Linked DNA regions of Homo sapiens: region 1 is linked to region 2. Evidence: chromatin contacts called from ENCODE Hi-C or POLR2A ChIA-PET data. All regions are on one chromosome and are shown on one strand. The core of a region is the stretch at or near the end of the contact, and the rest is flanking DNA. Distances in the headings are between cores, read along the strand shown. Region 1 holds the start of CHAC2 (ChaC glutathione specific gamma-glutamylcyclotransferase 2). Region 2 has its middle 20 kb from the start of ACYP2.

The links. Hi-C counts contacts between places; a loop is a spot of excess contacts on that map. ChIA-PET counts read pairs that join two places held with the same protein, here RNA polymerase II (POLR2A). Pooled maps may share reads with other maps.
Region 1: a map with no recorded cell type shows a loop between it and region 2 (2.9-fold over the local background). The contact joins the promoter of CHAC2 here to the enhancer-like site in region 2. A Hi-C loop is called at or near these places in 1 of 168 maps with a recorded cell type or tissue (OCI-LY7), 7 of 37 single-sample maps with no recorded cell type and 4 of 50 pooled maps. POLR2A ChIA-PET finds 5 or more read pairs at or near these places in 3 of 52 experiments (OCI-LY7, T-cell and activated B cell).

The regions. Positions count from the first base shown.
Region 1 is chr2:53,765,957-53,772,914 of GRCh38, forward strand. It overlaps CHAC2 (ChaC glutathione specific gamma-glutamylcyclotransferase 2), which reads left to right and starts at 1,848. Exons shown (of 3, transcript NM_001008708.4): 1 at 1,848-2,065; 2 at 5,951-5,986. The coding sequence starts at 1,931. All of the region lies in intron 1 of ASB3 (ankyrin repeat and SOCS box containing 3), which reads right to left. All of the region lies in intron 1 of GPR75-ASB3 (GPR75-ASB3 readthrough), which reads right to left. RefSeq lists enhancers at 1,820-2,169, 2,190-2,379.
Region 2 is chr2:54,091,571-54,098,677 of GRCh38, forward strand. It overlaps a transcript of ACYP2 not described here. Among named protein-coding and RNA genes, the nearest start is that of ACYP2, 20 kb to the right of the region's middle. RefSeq lists an enhancer at 3,222-3,917. Within about 2 kb of position 1,546, at least 4 of the 41 ENCODE cell types and tissues checked have a DNase peak (open chromatin) inside an H3K27ac peak, as active enhancers do; they include OCI-LY7, where a contact is called at or near this core.

The sequences.
Region 1 (6,958 bases), core at 598-3,097, 330 kb before region 2:
CTCTGCTTAATCCCCAGTGTACACTACATTATGCAGAGATGGCCATTCAACTACCAGCAATGCTCAGCCTCAATATACAGCCCTCTATAGGAAACAACTAAACCCAAAGAGGCCAGAAAAGCAGTGAAAGATAGGTGTCATTCTAGTCTTCCTGCACCTGCTTGTCCTTTCCAGAAGAGGTTAAACACTCAGATTCTCTATGCTTGACCAAATAGACCCACTGACTGAGCATACTGAAACCAACAGAGAACACCATGAAGAGATGAGCCCGGTTTTCCTACATAGCCCAGAAAGTTCTTAACAGAGTTCTTGCCCACATCATCACCTCCCTCCAATGCTCACTTCAAGTTCCCCTCCAGTCAGAGTCCAGTATAGCTCTCATGTGACTCTCTCGAAGACACAATTTCTTGTTAGTGACTCTATGAAGCAGTTTGGATATGGAATACTTATTTGATTACATAACTATTGTTAATTTTCTCAGATGTGATAATGGCATCACAGTTATTAGGAGAATGCCCTTATTCTTTTTTTTTAGGGAACTTGTTCTAGGATGAATGTCCTTATTCTTATGAGACACATGTAGAGTATGTGGCAGTAAAATGTCATAACACAAGCAACTTCAAATGTTCTCCATTTAAAAGTATAAATAAAGTAAAAAGGAAGTACAGCAACTGTGCAAAATGGTAATTACTGGATCTAGATGAAAGGTATTGGTCATTACACTCTTTTTATCTGAGTTTTCTGTGTATTCAAAATTTTTCAAAAAAGAAGGGTTAGCAACCATATCAGGCAATTTGAAACCACAACTTAGAGAAAATAGGAAAAGACTTGCTTTTTTTTTTGTTTGTTTGTCTGGTAGCAGCTTCCTGCTGATTTCTTTATAAGAAAACAAATAATACCCCTTGAATCTGAGTGTTTTAGCATTCAAGATCATGGTATAAAAATCTTCAAGAAAGAACAATCACTTGGTAAGGTTTCTGTTTTCACACACAGAGACACAGCCATGATAGTCCAAGCGAATTTCCTAAACAATATTTTGCAGCAAGAGCTCTAATGAGCAGATCTTCAAAAAATTTTAGGATCCTTGACCCCTTGGAGAAACTCATGAAAGCTGTAGTTTCCCCCTAGAAAAGTGTACACCCCAAATTTTGTATACAAATTCAGGTTCCCCAGCTCGTTTCCAAAGCCTTTACAGGGGCCCCAAGTTAAGAACATTTGCCTGCTCTTTTGTGAACAAGCCAATGATAATACTAAAGATGAATAAATTTGTGTAAAATTTAAATATATAAACAATTCCCATTGAAATGACAGCTACTCTTTCACAAGCGTAAACTTCTATTGTAAACTTTCTGCTTTTATTTGAAAGGCAAAAGACTTTTTTTTCAGGACATAAAATCAAATATGAATTACATTCCTCTGGCTGCTGTTATATAGGCAAAAATCTAATTTCCAAAGCAGAACAAAACGTGTTTCTAGGTGCTTTGCTACCTGCGGTGCTGGTACACCGCCTCCGTATCTGGACACGAGTGACGACTCCTGCTCTTTTCTCCTTCCTCGGCCCCGTTAGAAATAAGCCCAGTTCCAATTTCAGAGCCAAATAGCTCCAAAAAGCATTGTGGGTATTGTAGTTTTCTGCACACGGGCACTAAAGGTAGGTTAGGGTGATTTACGGATGCTGCAAAAGAATCCATTGCTTACTACACCGAAGGTCAATGCCTCTTGACACCCTAATCAAGGAAATAAAATAAAGCTGACTGAGATCCGCTCGGAAAATCTTTCTGGATCTAAACTCCCAGTGCGCTTTGCGCCCCAAGTGGCCATCGCGCCTGCGCCCCGCGCGGCCGGTTACTCGCTTACCGGAGGCTTCAGTCCCCGGCGGCGCGGCGACAGCTAGGGTTCACGGCCACTGGGGCAGAGGAGCCGCGAGAAGATGTGGGTTTTTGGTTACGGGTCCCTGATCTGGAAGGTGGATTTCCCCTATCAGGACAAGCTGGTCGGATACATCACCAACTACAGCAGGCGCTTCTGGCAGGGCAGCACGGACCACCGCGGGGTCCCCGGCAAGGTGAGGCGCCGGTCAGCTCCCCACACTTACTGCCCCCTGACCCCTGCTCCCCAACTCCACACACAGCACCCACACCCTAGAGAACCACACCTTAGCGCTTCATGGGGCCAAAGCACATGGCTTGGGGTAACATTTCTGTAGATTTTCCCTGCCACCTGCCCGCCATCTCTAACCCAGCCCGGGCACTCCTTCCGAAGCTGCTTAAGATGCCGGTGGTTAGTCTCTAGAGACGGCGAGAAGCGCGGGCACAGGCGCACGAGCTCGCACCAGGCTGAGTGCGGAGATGGGGACTCCATCTCTCTGCAACCTCTGCCAAAAGAAAAAAAGTCCCATTGGCGGGAAGATGAATGCTCATGTCACCACAGAGTTGAAATAGTAAATCAAGTTGCAAATTCAGCTTTTTAGCAATTAAATTTGTTGGCATTTCTGCATTCTAGCCGACTTTCATGAGCTTGCGATTAAACGTGCATGTTACTTCTAGGATTTCTTTACATCTTTCAAAAGTTTTATTTTCTGACACACAGGATTGCAGAATGAGTTTCCAAAATTTTCGCTGGTTATTAAGGAACTCACTTTGGTTTTCAGTACTAGTGAAGTTAAATGAAGTTCTGGTTATATGAATAACATAGTACCAAACTCATTACTATATCCAGCATTATTTTAATGTTACTTTCTTGATGGTTCTCATAATTATAATATGAAATGTAAGTTCATTGATTCACTTTTCAGTCAGTCCTACAAAGACATTAATCTCAATATATGTATAGAGAATTAGCAGCAGCTCACTGCTTATGCAAATCAGCTTTGTACTGGCTACAAAACAACTAATCCATAAAGAAAACTAAGATTGAGGTAACTAATAATTTGGAAATTGGTCAATGGAAAGTGGAAAAGATCAAGGCGCTAAAGTAGTTTGCACCTGCTCATAAGAGAGACATGGGATTAAAATCACGAAAAGAACCTGAATTAGAAACCATTCTATCTCAACTAGAGTTGGTCAGTTAAGAACTTGGCTTTTAAGTAGACTATACTGGCCTATTGGGATGTTGGACACAGTGACCTGAAAAGGGGCAATGGCTTAGGATAAATGCACATTTACAGATCAACAGAAATGTCATGGCCAAAGTATCTCCAAGAATGTTCTAGAACAATATTCAAGACATTAAAGAACTAAGCTAAATTAAATGGCTTCTGAGTTGTCAGTTTTGGCTGGGCCCGGTAGCTCACGCCTCTGATCCCAACACTTCGGAAGTTTGAGCCAGGAGGACTGCTTGAGGCCAGGAGTTTGAGAGTTGTCAGTTTTGATATGAATATTTAAAATTGCCATTCCGAAAAGAAAACCTTTAGCCCAGGCTCCAATTATAATGACCAAGTATTAAATATTTATGTATGTGGCTATAACAACATACTTTACTAGTCTTGACGAAAATGTACAGTGTGTTACAAAACACATTGAGATATGTATGCTGTCAGAATAGACTGATGATTAGAAATTGCCTAGTCAACACAACAGTCCGTGATTCTTTAAAAGGAGAAAGGGGCTGGCCAGGCGTGGTGGTTCCCGCCTATAATCCCAGCACTTTAGGAGGCCTAGGCGGGTGGATCACCTGAGGTCGGGAGTTCAACACCAGCCTGACCAACATGGAGAAACCCCCTGTCTACTAAAAATACAAAATTAGCTGGGCGTGGTGGCGCACGCCAGTAGAGTCCCAGCTACTCTGGAGGCTGAGGCAGGAGAATCGCTTGGGAGGCAGACGTTGCGGTGAGCTGAGATTGCGCCACTGCACTCCAGCCTGAGCAACAAGAGTGAAATTCCGTCTCAAAAAAAAAGAGCTAAAAAAAGGTGTCTTTCTGATCACCTAAGACTCAGAATTCTAACTGCACTTAATACCATACATCTTAGCCCATATCTTAGCTCTATTTATTTCACATGTTAGTTTGCATTCTAGAATGACAATATAAGCTACTGGAACCAAGAATCAAGATTTCATCTTCTCCACAGCACACAGTAGCTATGCATAAATAACTTCTAATTCACTTTGAAATTGAAAATAATATGGCATTATCTACTTGACCCTCACCAATATATATATATCCTCATTGTAGCATCATCTTAAAAAGAAAACAAGTCAGAAATCTAAATGTCCAAGAACACAGGAACGTTTATAGTTCATCAATGACACAATATTATGCAACTATTAAAATGTATGAGAAGACTAACAGGAAAATTAAATGAGAAATCATAATCCAAAATCCCATGTGTTCCATGATTACAAATTATCTATACGAACAGATGAAGACTAAAAGGAAATAGCAACAAAGATGACACAAATGCCTGGATGATTTAGGCTCGCTATGTGCCAGACATTGGGCATACAAGTAGGTAAAATTGTGGCTTATGACTCAGCATTCCCATGAATGATGTTAAGGTATCAGTACACATACAGCCTTTGGTACTCCGTGGACGAAGTTTATTTAAAAAAAAAAAAAAAAAAAAAAAAAGCTTGCAGGCACTGATAGGTGTCACCTTTGTGCCTTAAATTATGGAACATTCCAAGTCTGGACTTTCTCTAAGGCTTTCCATTTATAAGCAAAGACTGTTTTATCAGTCTTTGAAATGGGAGAACAAATAAAACTTGTTTTGGCTTCATAATATATCATTTCAACCTCAAGTTGAATAGTAAAAAGTGAAGCTTTCCATAATATTGTTAACTGACCTGTGTTAAAACCAAAATGGGAAAATAAAATTGCCTAGAACACAAGTGGTCTGATTGTCCCATATAAGAACTACACGAATAGGCCAGTTCTAATACTGACCTTTAAATAGGGCAAAGTAAAGTTCATTTATGAATGTAAAAGAAATGCCTACCTTGAAGCACCATTACCATATACAGAAAGGTAAGAACACTTCATAACTCAGAAGTGTAAATCACTCATTCTCTCTCACTTAAAACCTCTTAATATCCCCTGGTAGCAGTGGTTCTTAAAGTATGAGCCCCAGAACAATTTCTGAAATCAGCAGGAAAGTTGTTACAAATGCAAATTCTTAGACAGCTCCAGACCTACAGAATCAAAAACTCTGGAGGTGTGGCCTAACAATGTCTTTGTCAAGCCCTCTAGGTCATTTTGATCCACTAAATTTGAAAGTCACTTCCCTATATATAGGAAAGCACCCTTTATGTCATATTTTTTTTCCCCTAATAAAACTATAGGCCGGGTGCGGTGGCTCACGCCTGTAATCCCAGCACTTTGGGAGGCCGAGACGGGTGGATTACCTAAGGTCAGGAGTTCCATACCAGCCTGGCCAACATGGTAAACCCGTCTCTACTAAAAATACAAAAATTAGCTGGGTGTCTTGGCGGGCACCTGTAATCCCAACTACTCAGGAGGCTGAGGTGAGAGAATTGCTTGAGCCCGAGAGTTGGAGGTTGCAGTGAGCCAAGATCGCACCACTGCACTCCAGCCTGGGCTTGTTGAGCAAAACTCCGTCTCAAAAAATAAATAAATAAATAAATAAAACTATAACATTCTTTTTTCCTTAAGGGAAAAACCAGAATATTTATAATTACTGCTTCCATTTGCCTTTCATTTTAGATGACCTTTAGTTACTGGTATGTTTTCCAATATATCCATGTAAAGTGAATATAATATACCTAATACGTATAAATTGATGGAAATCTTTTAGAAAGGCCAACACAGTCTCTAGATAAGGTAGGTTCTCTTAATTCACTTAAGCTTTATCATAAAAAATAACTATGCTTAAGAAATAGTGCTTCTTATGAGCAAATATAATTCAAATATTCCATGTCAAAAATGTTGCTAATGCTCAGCTACTTAATGAACTTTATTAATTCAGAAAAATTTTTTTTTACCTTTTTAAAACAGCCTGGAAGAGTTGTGACTCTTGTTGAAGATCCTGCGGTATGGTATAAATATTCTTTTTTGTATAATTTTAATTTTATAAAATGTTGCGATGTTTCTGTTTCAATTTGATTAACAATCATCACAGACAATTTGAACTACCCTAAATTTAGAATTCTTCTCTGTATTTGTGGGTTTTTTTTGTGTTTGTGAAAACTGAGGCCAATAAGAAAAGTTAGAATGCAGAGTGCAAGGTAGACAACAACGTACAGACAAATAGCATGTAGTTTTCGTTTTTGTGGGGTTTTTTGAGACAGAGTCTAGCTCTGTCGCCCAGGCTGGAGTGCAGTGGCGCGATCTCGGCTCACTGCAAGCTCCGCCTCCCGGGTTCACGCCATTCTCCTGCCTCAGCCTCCCAAGTAGCTGGGACTACAGGCGCCCGCCACCATGTCTGGCTAATTTTTTGTATTTTTAGTAGAGACGAGGTTTCACCGTGTTAGCCAGGATGGTCTCAATCTCCCGACCTCGTGATCCGCCCGCCTTGGCCTCCCAAAGTGCTGGGATTACAGGCATGAGCCACCGCGCCCAGCCGTGGGATTTTTTTAAAAACAAGTTTATTAACTAAGAATTTTGTGGTCCCCTTTGACATTAACGGAAATACCTGCCCCCGACAGCCAGACTACCACCGAGAATTAAATGGAACCCTTAAAAGCTCTCTTCACTTTTGCTACCAGTCTCATTTTCAGCAGAAATCTAAGTGAGGAATTCTTATTTTCTTTATTGCTTAATTGTATCAATAGCACCTGTGTGTTGTGTTTTGTGTTTTTGTTTTTAAGTTCAGGAGTACATGTGCAGGATGTGCAAGTTTGTTACATAGGTAAACATGTGTCATGGGGGTTTGTTGTACAGATTATTTCATCACCCAGGTATTAACATTAAGCCTAGTATCAATTAGTTATTTTTCTAGATCCTCTCCCTCCTCCCACCCTCCACCCTCCCGTAGACCCCAGTAGAACCTGTGATTTTAAAACT
Region 2 (7,107 bases), core at 296-2,795:
GCACGATCTCGGCTCACTGCAACCTCCATCTCCTGGGTTCAAACAATTTTTCTGCATCAGCCTCCTGAGTAGCTAGGACTACAGTTGTGTGCCACCATGCCCGGCTAATTTGTGTGTTTTTGGTAGAGATGCGGTTTTGCCATGTTGGTCGGGCTGGTCTCGAACTCCTGATGTCAAGTGATCCACCCGTCTCGGCCTCCCAAAGTGCGGGGATTACAAGCGTCAGCCACTAACCCCAGCCAACTCTCTTGATTTTAAATGTCGCTCTAGATAGAGACATTTCTAGTTCCAGGTCTCTTTGTTTCTCATTTTTATACCTCAGAGATGCTGGTGGGAGGAGTACGAGCAAGACTGGAGAAAGAAAGTGTTTGTAATAGTCCGTGTGAGAAAGGAGGGGTGCCCAGACAAGGGCAGCAACTGTGGGGAAAGAGAGTGAGGCTGATTTAAAAGCCATTTAGGAGGGAGACTTTACAGAGCTATAAGGCAGCTATAGAGGGTGAGGGAGTTGGAGGACCCAAAGATGAACCAGGTTTCCAGCAGAGGTACTGGATGGTTGAAGAAGAAAGAGCAGTTTAAGGAAGGGAAAAAAATGTCAGTTCAGTTTTGAAGATGTTGAATTTGCAGTGCTGGGGAACAATGGAATAGAGCTGTCTTATAGGCACTTTCATTTACAAGTGGGTTATGAAAGAGGGAAGAATAGGGACAGGAACCACATTTCAGCAGGAAAAATGGATCCTGATAATCAGGAGAAGTTGGGATTTCTGCTTCATGGTGGGACAGAGAAGAATATATTTGACACTCCGCTGATCCGTAGGAGCAGCTCTTCTTTCTCTCCTGCCCAGTTGTGATGGTAAGTGAACAATGTAGCCAACCTATGTTATCCTATAATCAGCCTTGGAACAGGGTTGGGTGACAAAGGGCTAAGATTTATCAGGGATGAGGAATGGAATCATCCACCAGTTAAGCCATCTAGAGCAGCATAGGTGCTAGGTGAGGGTGAGGGGAATCTAGAATTGGTAGTGGAAGAGGGAAATGGAGTGTCTCAGAAGTGGCTTTGAGAGCAGCTACAGAGGGAAAGACTGTAACTTGGCCCCCTGACATTCTAGTAAGGTTCTCCTAATGGAACCAACCAGAAATCCAGGGTAGCTAATTTCAAATGGGGTGAACTTACTATAGAAGCAGGTGGGTTCCAGTGACATAGAGGGTGTACAGTGATGCATGCCATGGTGCTCTGCTCAGATCCCCACTTTAGGACCATGATGTTCATTCTCTGGCTGCCAGAAGTACTGGCTGCTTGACAACCTACCTTGAGTTCTTTTAGAATTGTCCTCAGCCAAAGAGAGTTGGCTTTCTAAGTTTATGTGCCCCAGGCTGCATCCAACGACCCATTGATGGTGGGGTACAATCGTTCAGAGTAGACAACTCTGAAGTGAGCTCTGAGCTCCCACTGGTTGGGCTGAGGCTTCTATTGTCGACTGCACAGCAGGTAAACTCCTCCTGCAGCTCAATTCTGCTGCCTTCACTGCTCCAGAGTTGTGTGCCTCCTACATGTAAGTCTCTGCCTGAGAGTCAGTTTCCCAGGGAACCTAACCTAAGACATTAGGGCAATGCAAATGAGCTAAGTCCTCCCCCTTCACAGGAGGAAGTCAGCAGATAATATCTAAGGGTGATAAAAATCAATATGTAAAGGTGTAAGCATATTCTCTAGAGTTACACAGACAACTGCCGGAAGAACTAAAAGTAGAAATATTGAAAAGAATATTGTCTCTGCAAAATGTGACTGCAGATTGATTAGGTGGGAGATTTGCTTTTCCTTCTAAGATTTTCTCAACTACCGAAATTAATATCGTATGCAAATAGTACTTTGACTCAAATCTAATTTTAACATTAAAACAAGACTTTTGGAAACAACTAATGATAAAGAGGTAGTGAGTGAGGCAGAGAGAAGTAATAATGTTTGATTCAGAGGATGTGGCCTAGAATTCAGGTGCTGTTTCTGTGTCTGGGTACAGGTCACTTCCTCTTTTAGAGACTTAGTTTTCTCATCTGTCAAGTGGGAATAACAATGATATTAAATAAAAACCACTTGGCCGGGCGTGGTGGCTCACGCCTGTAATTCCAGCACTTCGGGAGGCCGAGGCGGGTGGATCACGAGGTCAGGAGATCAAGACCATCCTGGCTAACACGGTGAAAACCCGTCTCTACTAAAAATACAAAAAATTAGCCGGGCGTGGTCGTGGGCGCCTGTAGTCCCAGCTACTCCGGAGGCTGAGGCAGGAGAATGACATGAACCTGGGAGGCAGAGCTTGCAGTGAGCTGAGATCATGCCAGTGCACTCCAGCCTGGGTGACAGAACGAGACTCTGTCTCAAAAAACAAACAAACAAACAAACAAACAAACAAACCCACTCAGTATCATTGTGAAGTGTAAATAAAATAATGAAAAGTAAAATGCTTAGTAAAGCTATGAAGAGCTGTCCTACTTAGGAGAATGAAGTACATGTTAGAGATACTGGCAATGTACAAAAACTACAAAAAAGTGGTTAATTCTGGCTGTGGATGAAAAAGGCCTCATGAAGGCAGGATCACTCATGGTTGGCTTGCAAAAGAAAGGAAGATTTTGGTAGGCAGAGAAGAAGACATGGTGGGGAGAAAAAAAATTTTTTTTTTTTTTTTGAGACAGAGTCTTACTCTGTTGCCCAGGCTGGAGTGCAGTGGTGCCATCTCGGCTCACTGCAAACTTCGCCTCCCAGGTTCAAGCAATTCTCCTGCCTCAGCCTACCAAATAGCTTGGATTAGAGGCATGTGCCACCATGCCTAGCTAATTTTTTTGTATTTTTAGTAGAGACGGGGTTTCACATGTTTGCCAGGCTGGTCTCGAACTCCTGACCTCAGGTGATCTACCCACCTCGGCCTCCCAAAGTGCTGGGATTACAGGTGTGAGCCACCATGCCCGGCCCAGTTGTGTGTGTGTGTGTGTGTGTTTGAGACATTGTCTTGCTCTATCGCCCAGGCTGGAAGGCAGTGGCACCATCTCGGCTCACTGCAGCCTCTTCCTCCTGTGCTCAACCAATCCTCCCACCTCAGCCTCCCAAGTAGCCAGGACTACAGGCATGTGCCACCACGCCCAGCTAATTTTTGTATTTTTTGTGGAGATGGTGTTTCACCACGTTGGCCTGACTGGTCTCAAACTTCTGGCCTCAAGTGATCCGCCCACCTCAGTCTCCCAAAATGCTGGGATTACAGGTGTGAGCCACCATGGCCAGGCAAAATATTTTATTGTATTTTATTATTATTTTTTAATCTGTTTTTTTTTAAACTTCCTTTTTTTTTTTAATTGATCATTCTTGGGTGTTTCTCACAGAGGGGGATTTGGCAGGGTCATAGGACAATAGTGGAGGGAAGGTCAGCAGATAAACAAGTGAACAAAGGTCTCTGGTTTTCCTAGGCAGAGGACCCTGCGGCCTTCCGCGGTGTTTGTGTCCCTGGGTACTTGAGATTAGGGAGTGGTGATGACTCTTAACGAGCATGCTGCCTTCAAGCATCTGTTTAACAAAGCACATCTTGCACCGCCCTTAATCCATTTAACCCTGAGTGGACACAGCACATGTTTCAGAGAGCACAGGGTTGGGGGTAAGGTCACAGATCAACAGGATCCCAAGGCAAAATAATTTTTCTTAGTACAGAACAAAACGAAGTCTCCCATGTCTACTTCTTTCTACACAGACACGGCAACCATCCGATTTCTCAATCTTTTCCCCACCTTTCCCCCACTTCTATTCCACCAAACCGCCATTGTCATCCTGGCCCGTTCTCAAGGAGCTGTTGGACACACCTCCCAGACGGGGTGGTGGCCGGGCAGAGGGGCTCCTCACTTCCCAGTAGGGGCGGCCGGGCAGAGGCGCCCCTCACCTCCCGGACGGGGCGGCTGGCTGGGCGGGGGGCTGACCCCCCCACCTCCCTCCCGGACGGGGCAGCTGGCTGGGCGGGGGGCTGACCCCACCACCTCCCTCCCGGACGGGGCGGCTGGCCGAGTGGGGGGCTGACCCCCCCACCTCCCTCCCAGATGGGGCGGCTGGCCGCGCGGGGGGCTGACCCCCCCACCTCCCTCCTGGACGGGGCGGCTGGCCGGGCAGAGGGGCTCCTCACTTCCCAGTAGGGGCGGCCGGGCAGAGGCGCCCCTCACCTCCCGGACGGGGCGGCTGGCCGGGCAGGGGGTTGACCCTCCCACCTCCCTCCCGGACGGGGCGGCTGGCCGGGCAGAGGGGCTCCTCACTTCCCAGTAGGGGCGGCCGGGCAGAGGTGCCCCTCACCTCCGGACGGGGCGGCTGGCCGGGCGGGGGGCTGGCCCCCACCTCCTCCCGGATGGGGCGGCTGGCCGGGCGGGGCTGACCCCCCCACCTCCTCCGGATGGGGCGGCTGGCCGGGCGGGGGCTGACCCCCCCACCTCCCTCCCGGACGGGGCGGCTGGCCGGGCGGGGGGCTGACCCCCACCTCCCTCCCGGACGGGGTGGCTGCGGGGCGGAGACGCTCCTCACTTCCCAGACGGGGTGGCTGCTGGGCGGAGGGGCTCCTCACTTCTCGGACGGGGCGGCTGCCGGGTGGAGGGGCTCCTCACTTCTCAGACGGGGCGGCCGGGCAGAGACGCTCCTCACCTCCCAGACGGGGCGGCGGAGCAGAGGCGCTCCCCACATCTCAGACGATGGGTGGCCGGGCAGAGACGCTCCTCACTTCCTAGATGGGATGGCGGCCGGGCAGAGACGCTCCTCACTTTCCAGACTGGGCAGCCAGGCAGAGGGGCTCCTCACGTCCCAGACGATGGATGGCCAGGCAGAGATGCTCCTCACTTCCCAGACGGGGTGGCGGCCTGGCAGAGGCTGTACTCTCGGCACTTTGGGAGGCCAAGGCAGGCGGCTGGGAGGTGGAGGTTGTAGCGAGCCAAGATCACGCCACTGCACTCCAGCCTGGGCACCACTGAGCACTGAGTGAACCAGACTCCATCTGCAATCCCGGCACCTCGGGAGGCCGAGGCTGGCGGATCCCTCGCGGTTAGGAGCTGGAGACCAGCCCGGCCAACACAGCGAAACCCCGTCTCCACCAAAAAAATACGAAAACCAGTCAGGTGTGGCGGCGCGCGCCTGCAATCACAGGCACTCGGCAGGCTGAGGCAGGAGAATCAGGCAGGGAGGTTGCAGTGAGCTGAGATGGCAGCAGTACAGTCCAGCCTTGGCTCGGCATCAGAGGGAGACCGTGGAAAGAGAGGGAGAGGGAGACCGTGGGGAGAGGGAGAGGGGGAGGGGGAGCTAATCTGTTTTTTAAAAATAGAGACGGGGTCTTGCTATGTTGGCCAGGTTGGTCTTGAACTCTTGACCTCAAGCAATCCTCTTGCCTCAGCCTCTCAAAGTGCTAGCCTTACAGGCATGAGCCCCCACATCCAGCCTGAAATATTTTATTTTAAAGGAATCTTTTTCAATTATTTTTAGCAAAGTAATCCATGAACATAATTAAAAAGCAATAATTCAAAAGGGTTTATAATATCTTTCACCTCCTCCGAGTCTCTGTTCCAAGGTTACCTTTTTCAATGAGCTCTTCCCTGCACTTGCTATTTAAAACTACAGCTCTGGCCCCACTCCTGGTCCTTCTTAACCCACTTATTTCCTCACAGCACTTACCCACTTCTACATATTATAACTTACTATGTCTATGGTTTGTTGTCTCTTTCCCCTGATGGGAATGTGAGCTCCATGAGGACAGGGACTTTGATCTGTTCTCTTCATTTCCCTAAAGTGTCTACACAGTGTCTCATGCATTGCAGGACTCAGTAAGTATTCATTGAATAAATGAAAACTATGAAAAGCTTGCCAGCACCACTGTTCCCCAAATCCTATCCCATTCCTCAGAGGCACCTGGTTACAAAAAATGACAATAACAACACAACAACAGTGTATTATTTTGGATTTTTTAAATCTAATTTTTGTTCTCACACTGTTATAATATTTTGGAAATTTTCAAGCATACATGAAAGGAGGGAAAGGTATGGTGAACCCTAGGAATCTATTACACAGCTTCCACAATTTGCAACATTTGGCCAGCCTTGTTTCTCTGTCCCTCTTTATTCTCGGGGGAGGAAGGGGTGGTTTTGGAGCATTTTAAAGCAAATCTGAGACGTCATGTTATTTTAGCTAGAAATGCTTCCCTGTATCTATAACTGCAAAAGATATTTTTAACTCTAACCACCATGCTATTATTATACCTAATGAATTAACAATTTCTTTTATTTTCTTCTTTCTTTCTTTCTCTTTCTCTCTCTCTCTCTCCCCTCCCTCCCTCCTTCCTTCCTTTCTTTCTTCTTTCTTCCTCCCCCTCCTTCCCTTGTTTCTTTCTCTCCTTCCTTCCTTTTTTTTTTTTTTTGAGGTGGAGTCTCCCTCTGTCACCCAGGCTGGAGTGCAGTGGTGTGATCTTAGCTCACTGCAATCTCCACTTCCCAGGTTCAAGCAATTCTCCTGCCTCAGCCTCCCCAGTAGCTGGTATTATAGGCACGTGCTATCATGACTGGCTAATTTTTTAAAAATTATTTTTAGTAGAGTCAGGGTTTTGCCATGTTGGCCAGGCTGGTCTTGAGCTCCTGACCTTAGGAGATCCACCTGCCTCAGCCTCCCAAAGTGCTGAGATTATAGGCATGAGCCACTGCACCTGGCCACAATTTCTTAACATCATCTTATATCCAGTTCATTATTAAATTTTTCTGATTGTCTCAAAGTTCTAACAAAGGATCCCCCAATGAAGGGCCCACGTTGAATTTGATTGTTTCATTGTCTCCTGAATGTCCTTTTTTCTATAACTCATTTCCTCTCCCTGCCATTGATTCATTAGAGAAACGAGGGCAGTTGTCCCATGGAATGTCCTATATTCTGGATTTGACTGATTGCTTTCTCATAGTGTCCTTTAACTTGTTCTCCCGAGGCAACTTCTTTGAACAGTTTCTGCTTTTAGTTCTTTTTGTGATTAGCTTGATATCTCCAAATATGTTGTTACTTGATTTAGATACCAAGATGGATGCAAATTTAGCTTGCTTGTCCTGCCTCCCTTCTCCCAACATAATTTGGTC